Linked DNA regions of Homo sapiens: region 1 is linked to region 2. Evidence: chromatin contacts called from ENCODE Hi-C or POLR2A ChIA-PET data. All regions are on one chromosome and are shown on one strand. Each heading gives the region's core, a stretch centred on a gene start or an enhancer-like site at or near the end of the contact. The rest is flanking DNA. Distances are from core to core; before and after follow the strand shown. Region 1 holds the start of ZNF875 (zinc finger protein 875). Region 2 holds the start of LINC01535 (long intergenic non-protein coding RNA 1535).

What was found. Hi-C counts contacts between places; a loop is a spot of excess contacts on that map. ChIA-PET counts read pairs that join two places held with the same protein, here RNA polymerase II (POLR2A). Pooled maps may share reads with other maps.
Region 1: a loop to region 2 is called in a map of posterior cingulate gyrus, with 2.2 times the contacts of the local background. The contact joins the promoter of ZNF875 here to the promoter of LINC01535 in region 2. A Hi-C loop is called at or near these places in 1 of 168 maps with a recorded cell type or tissue (posterior cingulate gyrus) and 5 of 50 pooled maps. POLR2A ChIA-PET finds 5 or more read pairs at or near these places in 2 of 52 experiments (HEK293 and WTC11).

What each region holds. Positions count from the first base shown.
Region 1 is chr19:37,330,108-37,335,898 of GRCh38, forward strand. ZNF875 (zinc finger protein 875) reads left to right here and starts at 4,542. Exons shown (of 5, transcript NM_001353803.2): 1 at 4,542-4,675; 2 at 5,062-5,150. The coding sequence starts at 5,118. RefSeq lists enhancers at 3,549-4,491, 4,287-4,396, 4,492-5,433, 4,607-4,706.
Region 2 is chr19:37,249,597-37,255,388 of GRCh38, forward strand. It overlaps LINC01535 (long intergenic non-protein coding RNA 1535), which reads left to right and starts at 2,289. Exons shown (of 3, transcript NR_110719.1): 1 at 2,289-2,586.

The DNA of each region.
Region 1 (5,791 bases), core at 3,292-5,791, 83 kb after region 2:
AAAGAATATTTTTTCAATTTTTTTCTGATTTTTACCTATCTTTTAAATTGTATATATTTATGGGGTACAAAATGATGTTATGATTTTTCCATACAGTGTGGAATGTTTAAGTCAAATTATCCTATCCATTACCTCAAATACTTGACTTTTTTTGGTGATGAGAATGGTGTTTATCACTTTCACTCATCAGCTCCTGATGTCTTCCATGCTAGGGACAGGAAAGGCTCAACACTTGACTTTCCCTCCTGTTTTCTTAGCCACTGTCAACCCTTGAATGTACCCTCCAGGGTTGCCTGTCACCTTTTACACCTAGCCTGATCCTTGTGCACCCACTTTCCTCTCAGGGACTGTCCTTAGGGAGTGACTTTATGCACAGACTTAATGTGCTCTTCCTGCCTCCTTCATCCCCATAAGCCCCCATCTCAGCCCCATCTGATTATTTCCTCCCTCTCTCATTTCCTGTTATTCTGTTGGTTTTCTAACCTGAAGGGTAACTGCTTACTCCTTAGTTTTCTGCCTTAATTTCTAAGTCATAGGCTACTTTCAGGCTAAAAGTTTTCCTCCAGCCATGGTTTTAGTCTCATTCTGTAAGTCTTGGTTTTTAGTTTTATTCATTTAAAATTAATCTTTAATAACTTTTTTGACTCATTGGTGACAGAGTAATTCCCTCTCTTCCCACCACACCACCCTCTGTCCCCAAGATTCTGGAAGTTTGTTCTTCCCCTTTTGTGATCATTGTTACTTAAAACTTTGAGTTTTTCAAATTAGAAGTTTCTTCTATAAATGTATATAGAGCTTGGCTGGGCGTGGTGGCTCACGCCTGTAATCCCAGCGTTTGGGAGGCTGAGGCGGGTGGATCACGAGGTCAGGAGATCGAGACCATCCTGGCTAACATGGTGAAACCCGATCTCTACTAAAAATACAAAAAAATTAGCCAGGCGAGGTGGCAGGCGCCTGTAGTCCCAGCTACTCGGGAGGCTGAGACAGGAGAATGGCGTGAACCTGGGAGGCGGAGCTTGCAGTGAGCCGAGATGGCACCACTGCACTCCAGCCTGGGCGACAGAGTGAGACTCTGTCTCAAAAAAAAAAAAAAAAAAAAGTGTATAGAGCTAATAACTCCTTGCTTTTTTTTTTTTTTTTTTTGAGAGTCTCGCTCTTGTTGCCAAGGCTGGAGTGCAATGGCACAATCTTGGCTCACTGCAACTTCTGCCTCCTGGGTTCAAGTGATTCTCCTGCCTCACCCTCCCAAGTAGCTGGATTACAGGCAGTGGCCACCACGCCCATGTGGGGAAAAGCAAGAGAGATCAGATTGTTACTGTGTCTGTGTAGAAAGAAGTAGACATAGGAGACTCCATTTTGTTATGTACTAAGAAAAATTCTTCTGCCTTGAGATTCTGTTAATCTATAACCTTACCCCCAACCCCGTGCTCTCTGAAACATGTGCTGTGTCAACTCAGAGTTAAATGGATTAAGGGCGGTGCAAGATGTGCTTTGTTAAACAGATGCTTGAAGGCAGCATGCTCCTTAAGAGTCATCACCACTCCCTAATCTCAAGTACCCAGGGACACAAAAACTGCAGAAGGCCGCAGGGACCTCTGCCTAGGAAAGCCAGGTATTGTCCAAGGTTTCTCCCCATGTGATAGTCTGAAAGATGGCCTCGTGGGAAGGGAAAGACCTGACCGTCCCCCAGCCCGACACCCCCAGCCCGACACCCGTAAAGGGTCTGTGCTGAGGAGGATTAGTAAAAGAGGAAGGAATGCCTCTTGCAGTTGAGACAAGAGGAAGGCATCTGTCTCCTGCCCGTCCCTGGGCAATGGAATGTCTCGGTATAAAACCCGATTGTATGCTCCATCTACTGAGATAGGGAAAAACCGCCTTAGGGCTGGAGGTGGGACCTGCGGGCAGCAATACTGCTTTGTAAAGCATTGAGATGTTTATGTGTATGCATATCTAAAAGCACAGCACTTAATCCTTTACATTGTCTATGATGCAAAGACCTTTGTTCACGTGTTTGTCTGCTGACCCTCTCCCCACAATTGTCTTGTGACCCTGACACATCCGCCTCTTCGAGAAACACCCACAGATGATCAATAAATACTAAGGGAACTCAGAGGCTGGCGGGATCCTCCATATGCTGAACGCTGGTTCCCCGGGTCCCCTTATTTCTTTCTCTATACTTTGTCTCTGTGTCTTTTTCTTTTCCAAATCTCTCGTCCCACCTTACGAGAAACACCCACAGGTGTGTAGGGGCAACCCACCCCTACACGCCCAGCTAATTTTTGTATTTTTAATAGAGATGGGGTTTCGCAATGTTGGCCAGGCTGGTCTCGAACTCCCGACCTCAGGTGATCTGCCCACCTTGGCCTCCCAAAGTGCTGGGATTACAGGCGTGAGCCACCATGCCTGGCCAACTTCTTGCTCTTTTTGCCACTACTTTTAAGCTGATATATTTGGAACTGAGGTAGCCTCATTCTACAGGTTTAGATCTGAAGTATTTTAACTATTGCTTCTTCCAGTGTATTTTCTGGTTTGCAGGCCAGTTTCTTCTTTAACTCATCAGTGACACAGTGGTTTGTATGGCTTTTAATTTCAAAGAATATTTTTTCAATTTGCTTTTTTGTTTTTTGCTGATTTTTATCTATGCTAATTTTAACTAGACATGTTCCCTTGATGGGCATGACTAGATTTTTTCTTCCCCACTGCGTTTATAATTTAGATGGATTTTCACATCTCAAGCCAGTTAAGAGTGTGGAAAATAGGACTCCTTAAAGCACAGATAATGACAAGTGGTTCAGATTTACAAGGGTAACTCAGGTGAGAGTGTATCATTGTACTTGGCACACAGCACTGAGTAACTATCACCTTTCATTTAAATGAATGCAGCTGTAAATGCTTTCCTAGATGTCTTGTTGATGTTTGTTAATTTCTGTAGAGTTTCATTCTGCCCCTTTCACTGTTTATCACTTGATCCTTATCACTTGAGAGTCCCCTTATTACTTGACCTGCTGTTACATTATGTTTGATTTATTACAAATACCCCATCAGCCTGGGTCTCTCTTTACTCCCTTTGTACACCTACATCTAAACATAGTGATTTGGATTATCTCAGGATCCCACATCCTCACTGTACCCCCACCCCCACCCCTACCATATCTTTCTTAAGTTTTCTAGTCCCTGCTTTTCATTTGTGCTTCTTAAATCCCAGCCCCATGCCTGACTGTGGTTCCCACTGAGTTCTGTGACAAGCATTCTACATTTATAGATATTAAATCTTTGGCCGGGTCATTTACCTGGGCTGGAATAGGGCTCTCGGCTGATCCTCCTTCCTAAACACCCTCTCAATGGGAGAGGCTGATACCCAACATGCAAACCTTGTTTTTTACTTCTCCAGGCAAAGGGATGTTGGAAGACATTCTGGAGGGGGTAGGGTGTGAAGATTTACAAATAATCTTTGAATATCTGCTTCATGATAGGTCTTGGAGGTGCCTTGTGGGTGTGGCTTTGGAGGGATGGTTACGAGGAAATTGTGGATATTAAGGAAGTCAGGAAAGGAAAAGATGACTCACTGACAATTCAACAATTGTCCTAAGGGACTTTCTGGCTGCTTGATGCCCTAGAAGCCAGGCCCTCACTTCTGTAAATGCTGGGGACTGTGGATACAGAATTTAAAGGGTCACCAAAAAAACTCAGTAATCAAGATAAACAATATTTTAATGTAATATCTTTAAAAATAAAATCAATGCAAAAAGAAAACACCCCTGTTGAACAAAACGGTCAGACTTATGCCTCCTTTCCAACACCGCCCCACCTCCACCCCACCCTCCGGAAGTTTCCTCCAAGCCGCACCTGTACCCCAGCCTCCAATAAAAACCTCGGGAATTTCCTGATCAAGCTTCGGATCCCCACCACCACCAGGGGATCTTTTGCTGTTCACCCCAAGTTCAGTCTGCATCCCCTAAAATCCTAGGGACACGCGACCAGTCTCCCCCATCTGCATTCCGGGAGTTTGCCCCAAACCAATCCTGCTCTCCGCGAAAATAGCCTTGGGGTTCCCTGTCCTGGTACACCCTCCTACTCTAGGGGACAAAGGGCCGGTGTCGCCTCCAAACTGGTGGTTCCCGCAGAGCATCGTCTCTCCCTGAGCCGCGTCTGTCCCGACCTGGCACCTGCTCAGGGAAGGGCGCATCAGGGCGGAGACTTGCGTAGTGAGCTCAGCTCACCCGCACCTTGAAGGTCAGCGCACACTGGCCACCCGCAGAGCACCGGGACCACATTTTGCAGAATCCTTCGGCAGTCCCGCGATGCCTTCGCGGTCAGCAGATCTCATTGGTTTACAGAGAAACTTGTCAACGTCACTTGGGCATCTTAAGAGTGGGTTCGTAAACTTGGTTGTGTGCGCTGTGCAGATGTCAGTCACCCTGTGTGGTGGGCAAAGCCGACTTCTCCGCCTCTGTAGCTCCGAAACTACAATCCCCAGAGGCCTCTGCGGTCACTTCCGCTCCCCTCCCTACCCTTCAGTGTGTAGCGTTGACGTCAGAAACACTTCCGGTCGGTGGCCCAGGCGCGTTAAGCTGGTTGGGACCCGGGAAGGCCTCCCTCTTAAGGTCTTTCCCACACCTCTGCACCTTGTTACCTGACTTTCGGCTTCAGGATCCGCAGCGTGCACCCGCGTTCCGTGAGTGCCCTATAGGCAGTCAGCATGCCCCTCTGCGTGTCCCTGTGTTACGGGGACGCCGGCTGGGAGCCGCAGAGCTATCTCAGAACTAGGGCGCTCTCCTTTGGGCACCTCCAGGCCATTTTCCTTTCATTCGAGCCCACAGGGTTAGAGATAAACCCTCACTCCGTTGCTTGGGGACAAGGGCTTCACTCCCTGTCCCGAGCTTGCGGCTGAGCTTGAGGGTGGCTGGGTCATCCTGGCCCCCCACTGGATGGGAATTGGCTGCTCTGGTGATTTCTGTGACATCCCAGACCCCAACTGTGGGGCTCTGGAGCGGACTGCGCTTCACTTCGTGGGGAGGGTGTTTCCACCTAGGCCACTCTTATTTCTCTTCACATCCCCAGATCTGTCTTCTGAGACTTTGCCCTTCTCCAGGAAGAGCACTCAGGAGACCAGGAAAATGGCCACAGGGCTCCTGAGAGCCAAAAAAGAGGTGAGAATTAACTGTAATTCTATCTTGGCTGTCAACAGAATGGGTCCCATTACCTTTTCTTGTCCTGGAGGCTGCCTTGTTGGTATTGGGCAAAGTCATTCCTAGCCCTAGTCATTCCTAGTCCATAGAACAAGGAGGATTTTGATATAGTCTTGTAGAGCGTCCGATTCTGTCGCTGTTCAGGGCGCCACTTGTAACCTGCACGGACCTGGTGGACTGAACAAAAGGAATAAAAGACAAGAAACAAAAAAGTATATTTGGAAGAAGGGGTCGGGGGCACTTTGTCTCTAGTGGACAAGGGCCCTGAGCTTTACACAACCCTCCCGTATTTATTGGTAAAACAGATAACAAGTTAGGGGGTGGTGATTGTCAGGTAATTGTCAGTTGGCCGTTTGGTTCGCAATTGCAAGACTGCATCCTTCCAACAATAGGCGCTAGATTTCCTGGTAGATCACTTCAAGGAGCCAGGCGCCAGGCAGTGATGGCTCTCAGCACATCTTTTGGTGGCAGTGTGCGTTTGCTCACATCCTGCATTCATGATAAACAGTTTACCGTTTAATCATATAACCTCCAGTGGAATGCTGAGTTGGTCACAATCCCTTTGGTCTTTTCGGCTCCAAACATAGTCTGACCTGAATTTT
Region 2 (5,792 bases), core at 1,039-3,538:
ATACACATATATTACATTATATGCACATATATTTGTTTACTCGTGCAATTTGTCCCAGCAGAAGTAAAAACTCATATAAGTAAAATAATATTTACAGGCCAGGCGTGGTGGCTCACATCTGTAATCCCAGCACTTTGGGAGGCTGAGGCGGGAGGATCACCTGAAGTCAGGAGTTTGAGACCAGTCTGGCCAACATGGTGAAACCCCGTCTCTACTAAAAATACAAAAATTAGCCGGGTGTGGTGGCGCATGCTTGTAATCCCAGCTACTCAGGAGGCTAAGGCAGGAGAATCGCTTGAACCCGGGAGGCAGGGTTTGCAGTAAGCCAAGATCACACCATTGCACTCCAGCCTGGGGTACAAGAGTGAAACTCCATCTCAAAAAAAAAAAAAAGTATTATTTTTGGTGCAAAAGTACTTTAACATCTTAAATGCTCATATAATGGAAGATACTTTAACTCTTAGAAAGAATGAGTTAGCTCCCTTTCTACTCTAAAGGTATCCTAATATCTTTGTACCTGAAGTGGTGTCTGATTCAAATTGTTATATTAAAAAAGGAAAATGCTTTATAATAATAATAATAATAAAAGAAACTTTATATAGTAGCCCTCCCTTATCTGCAGGAGATGTGTTCTAAGACCCGCAGAGGATGTATGAAACCGTGGATAGTATGACCCAATTGCTGTCGATCAGAACACATTTCTGTTTATGTTTTCCAAGCACAAATTTAATGTTTTTTTTTTTTAATCTTAACTAAGCACTTATCACACGTGGCTGTATTTTTTAGAGCTTGGGGTTCAACAAACAAGACTAGCAGAAATTTCTTTTCCTCCTTACACTTTCACAGCTAGAAGATTTGTTCTTACCATAGATCTTAGCAACCTCAGCACACGACTTATTTTCCTTATTCAGTCAAGAATTTTCACATTTTCACTTAAAGGAAACACTTTAGGGCTCCTCTTCTGCATATCTAAATTGACAGCATCACTACTCTTGCATTTTAGGGCCATCATTAGGTACAATTAGCGTCACTTAAACACAAGCGCTGTGATACTGCGGCAGTCAGTCTGATAACCAAGTTGGCTACTCACCGACTAAGGGTAGCGCATACAGCGTGCATCTGCTGAACAAAGGGGTGTTCATATCCCAGGCAGAATAAAGCAGGACAGTGAGATATTTCATCACGCTCCTCAGAACAGCCCACAATTTAAAGCTTATGAATTGTTTCTTTCGGGAATCTTGCATTTAATATTTTCAGACCACAATTTACTGTGGGTAACCGAAACTGTGGGAAGTAGAACCATGAATAAAGGGGGACTACTGTATATGCTTCTGTATGTGTGTAAATACTTACATGAATCGTGGAGAACATAATGGGAAGATGCTCATCATCTTGTTAACTCGTTATTTCAAGAGTGGAACTGGAGGGGGAATACTGCCTTTCCTTTATATTTATTTGTAATATTTCATTTTCATTATGAACATGTGTTATTTTAGTATTTTTAAATATTAATAAAGACAGGCAAAAACATGTAATTTTAATTCAAGGTGAAATCTTCAAGGCAATCATATATAATTAAACAGAGCAAATAAAACATTCTAAATCCTTGAAGGGAAAGGGGAAAAGAAAGCACAATGTAAAAACCAAGTGAATCTAAACGCAACAATATATCATAATGCCTAAGTTCGTGGGACCAATTCCAATCCAGTCCAAGGAAGCAGAGACTGGCGAGCAACATTCCCTTTCAGGCCCCTGCAGGGTCAAGAGCATGCTCCTGGAATAGACTGAGAAACTAGGGCAGGCTAAGTGAGGTGCCAGGAATAAAGACACCGCCTGACTGACACATTCTCCACTCTCCCTACACCCGCTCCTCTCACCAGCGCTTCCATCAGGCTCCAATTCCTCCCTCTTCCCAAGAGCCTCAGATTGAAACCTTGCAAGGAAGACACCCATTCTCAAAGTCACAGGCTTGGTAATCTGAGCGGCAAAGGTGAATGATCTCGTGCTCCCCCTAATCCCCACTACTCCCCTCGCCACTGCTGCCTAGCACCAGCCCCTCCTCCATAATTTGAACTGTCCTCCCAGGACTTGGAGGCGGGTCGGCCCAAGCACTTCTTACTGGCCAACATGGAGCAAACCTCCCCTCTCTTGCACATCCATTGGCTAAAAGATCTGTCTACTTAAGTCTGACTGCCACCTTCCCTTCTTTCTGTGCTGCCTGGATAGGACTGTCAGCTGGTCGCGTTTCCCATTGGTCACCGTTTCCGGAAGCCCGCCCCCACGTTTCCGGGAGCCCGGCGGACGCTGGGTCTGCAGATGCCATCCAGGCGCACGGCGGGTATAGTGGTTCCGCAACCTTGGGATGTTCGGCTGAGCGCCTGCCTAACATGGGAGCGCCTGCCTAACCCTCCTGACTGGAGGGTCAGCGGCGGGGAGTCCTGGCCTTCAATCGGCCATCGCCACGGCAGAAACTGGGGCCCGGGCTGCGTCCAGGCCCTTCCCCGTCCGTCCACAGGTCTCATGGGCGCCCGGACTGGGGCTGATGTAGTTTCCCGACCTCTGACACATAGGATCTGGAGATTAAAGGTATAAAAACGGGGACTTTTCAGCCCACTCAAGTAAAACACCCTTTTATTTTTCGGCAGGTGTTTTGTTGCAGAATGCCCTGAGGGGAGGGAGTGACTGCTGGGTTTCGGTTTATAAAATAAAATAAACTCCTGATTTAGATTATGTTTAATATGGCTCCCCAACCTTTAAAAATCCCACTTTTTGCCAGTTGTATTATTTAGTGGGATGTTGAAGGGGGGGGCCTGCGCCTCCACACCTGTGGGCGTTTCTCCTCAGGTGGGATGAAAGACTGAGAAAAGAAAAAGACACAGAGACAAAGTATACAGAAAGAAAAGTGGGCCCAGGGGACCAGCGCTCAGCATATGGAGGACCTGCGCCAGCACTGGTCTCTGAGTTCCCTCAGTATTTATTGATCATTATTTTTACCATCTCAGAGAGGGGGATGTGGCAGGACAGTAGGGTAATAGTGGGGAGAGGGTCAGCAGGAAAACATGTGAACAAAGGTCTGTCATAAACAAGGTTAAGAAAAGGTGCTGTGCTTTGGTGTGCGCGTACGCAAACATCTCGGTGCATTAAAGAGCAGTATTGCTGCCAGCGTGTCTCACCTCCAGCCTTAAGGCAGTTTTCACCTATCTCAGTAAATAGAACATACAATCGGGTTTTACACGGAGACATTCCATTGCCCAGGGATGAGCAGGAGACAGATGCCTTCCTCTTACCTCAACTGCAAAGATGCCCTCCTCTTTCACTAATCCTCCTCAGCACAGACCCTTTATGGGTGTCCGGCTGGGGGATGGTCAGGTCTTTCCCTTTGCTCTGTTACCAGGCTGGAGTGCAGTGGCACAATCTCCACTCACTGCAATTTCTACCTCCCAGATTCAAGTGATTCTCTTACTTCAGCCTCCTGAGTAGCTGGGATTACAGGCGCGTGTCACCACGCCCAGCTAATTTTTGTATTTTTAGTAGAGATGGGGTTTCACCATGTTGGCCAGGATGATCTCGATCTCTTGACCTCATGATTTGCCCGCCTCGGCCTCCCAAAGTGGGTTTTGATTTTTTTTATAGTGGTAATGATTCTGTCTTCTTAACTCCTTTAAAATCTTAGTCAGTGGGCTGGGCGCTGTGGCTCATGCCTGTAATCCTAGCACTTTGGGAGGCCGAGGCGGGTGGATCACTTGAGGTCAGGTGTCTGAGACCAGCCTGGCCAAGATGGTGAAACCCCATCTCTACTAAAAATACAAAAATTAGCCGGGCGTGGTGGCGGGCACCTGTAATCCCAGCTACCCAGGAGGCTGAGGCACGAGAATCACTTGAACCTGGGAGGTGGAGGTTTCATTGAGCCGAGATTGTGCCACTGCACTCCAGCCTGGGCATAGAGCAAGACTCAGTCTAAAAATATATATATATATATATATATATATATATATATGTTGGTGGATCTCTTACTTTCACAGGATTTATTTCATAGTGTGAATGAGACACCTCCTATAGGCTCCAGGTTGCTAACTTCATGAGGTGTGAAGATTCGGTGCTTTATAAAACAGCCCCCACATTCTTCATAGGCCTGTCCTTAATTCTCAGCACCCCTCTGCTTCTGACATTGTACCTAAAATTAAGTTTTTTGTGGTTATATGAGAGCTCTGGAAATGCCCAGCATTAGCCACTAATGTTTCCGTTTGATATTTCCCCATATCTTAATAGTGACCCTCAATCCATTACTCAGATGGGTGTCCTTTTCTTGGATGTCTGGAAACTAATACCAGCTATCCCTGTGACCTCCCTGCTGAGCCACCATTTTGTCTTTTCTCTTTTCTTGTCTACAATTGTGTTCGTAACCCTCAGCTCTTTCATGAGCAGCCTTGATGCTTTCGACTGCTTCTAACTCTGAGTTTATTACCCGCAGTTTCCATGAGCCAAGTTTAGGGGCCTGTGAGACCGTCCCATGTAAATTTTCACATTCCTCTAACCAAAATGTAGTGTTTCCTTCCATCCAGAATGTAGGCCGTAGACCCCGTGGGTATGGGGCATTGTTAACAGTGAGACCACAGCAGTTTTTATGTCATCTGACAGCATCTCCAAATAGCCTTCATGGTTGTCACTGCTTCCCAATGACAATTCCAAATAACAGTTCCCAGTGATGACTTGCTACTTGATATTGTTACTTAATATGTTAAGGTGGCTGTTGTAGGCACTATTACTGTGTAAGAAATTACACCAAAATTTAGTGGCTCAACACAATCATTATGTTTGTGGATTCTCATGCTCATGGTCAAGATTTCAGACAGGGCACAAGAGTGGCCTGCTGTCTCTGTCCATGATGTCTGGCTTCAGCACGGAAGACTCAACAGCTGGGGGCTGGAACCATTTGGAGGCTTGTTCCCTTATATCTGATACCTGGCTTGGGATGTTGGAAGATGGGGCTCAGCTGGGACTGAGTGCCTACATGTAGTGTTTCCATGTGGCCTTGACTTCCTTACAGCCTGGCAGTCTCAGGGTAGTCAGAATTCTTAGGTGGCACAGGTTCCCAGGGCAGATGCTGAGTGGTCTTTTATGAGGTAACACAACAAATCCACCCAGGATCGGGGAGACAGGACATCGATTCTGCCTCTCAAAGGGAGGAGTGGCCATTTTTTAAAAATTGCCACAGCAACATGCCTATTAATATATCAGAAAAATTTGAAGTATCCTGATAGCTGCATTTCTTTTTTTTTTTTTTTTTTTAAACGGAGTCTCTCTCTGTCATCCAGGCTGGAGGAGTGCAGTAGCACGATCTCGGCTCATTGCAACCTCCGCCTCCCGGGTTCAAACGATTCTCCTGCCTCAGCCTCCTGAGTAGCTGGGACTATAGGCACACGTCACCATGCCCAGCTACTTTTGTATTTTTAGTAGAGACAGGGTTTCACTATGTTGGCCAGGATGGTCTCGATCTCTTGACCTCATGATCTGCCCACCTCAGCCTCCCAAAGTGCTGGGATTACAGGGGTGAGCCACCACTCCTGGCCAATAGCTGCATTTCTAAGTAATTAGTCTCCTTTGAAATTCTATGAATTTTATTTCCTGTAGTTTACAGCATTATTTTGAGAAGGGATCAAAGACTCTTCCATATATCAGAAGGATCCTGGACAGAACAAGCTCACTGCCAACCATTTCCCCCAATATATACATGTATATATGTATTTTTTTTTTTTTTTTTTTTGAGACACAGTCTCACTCTGTTGCCCAGG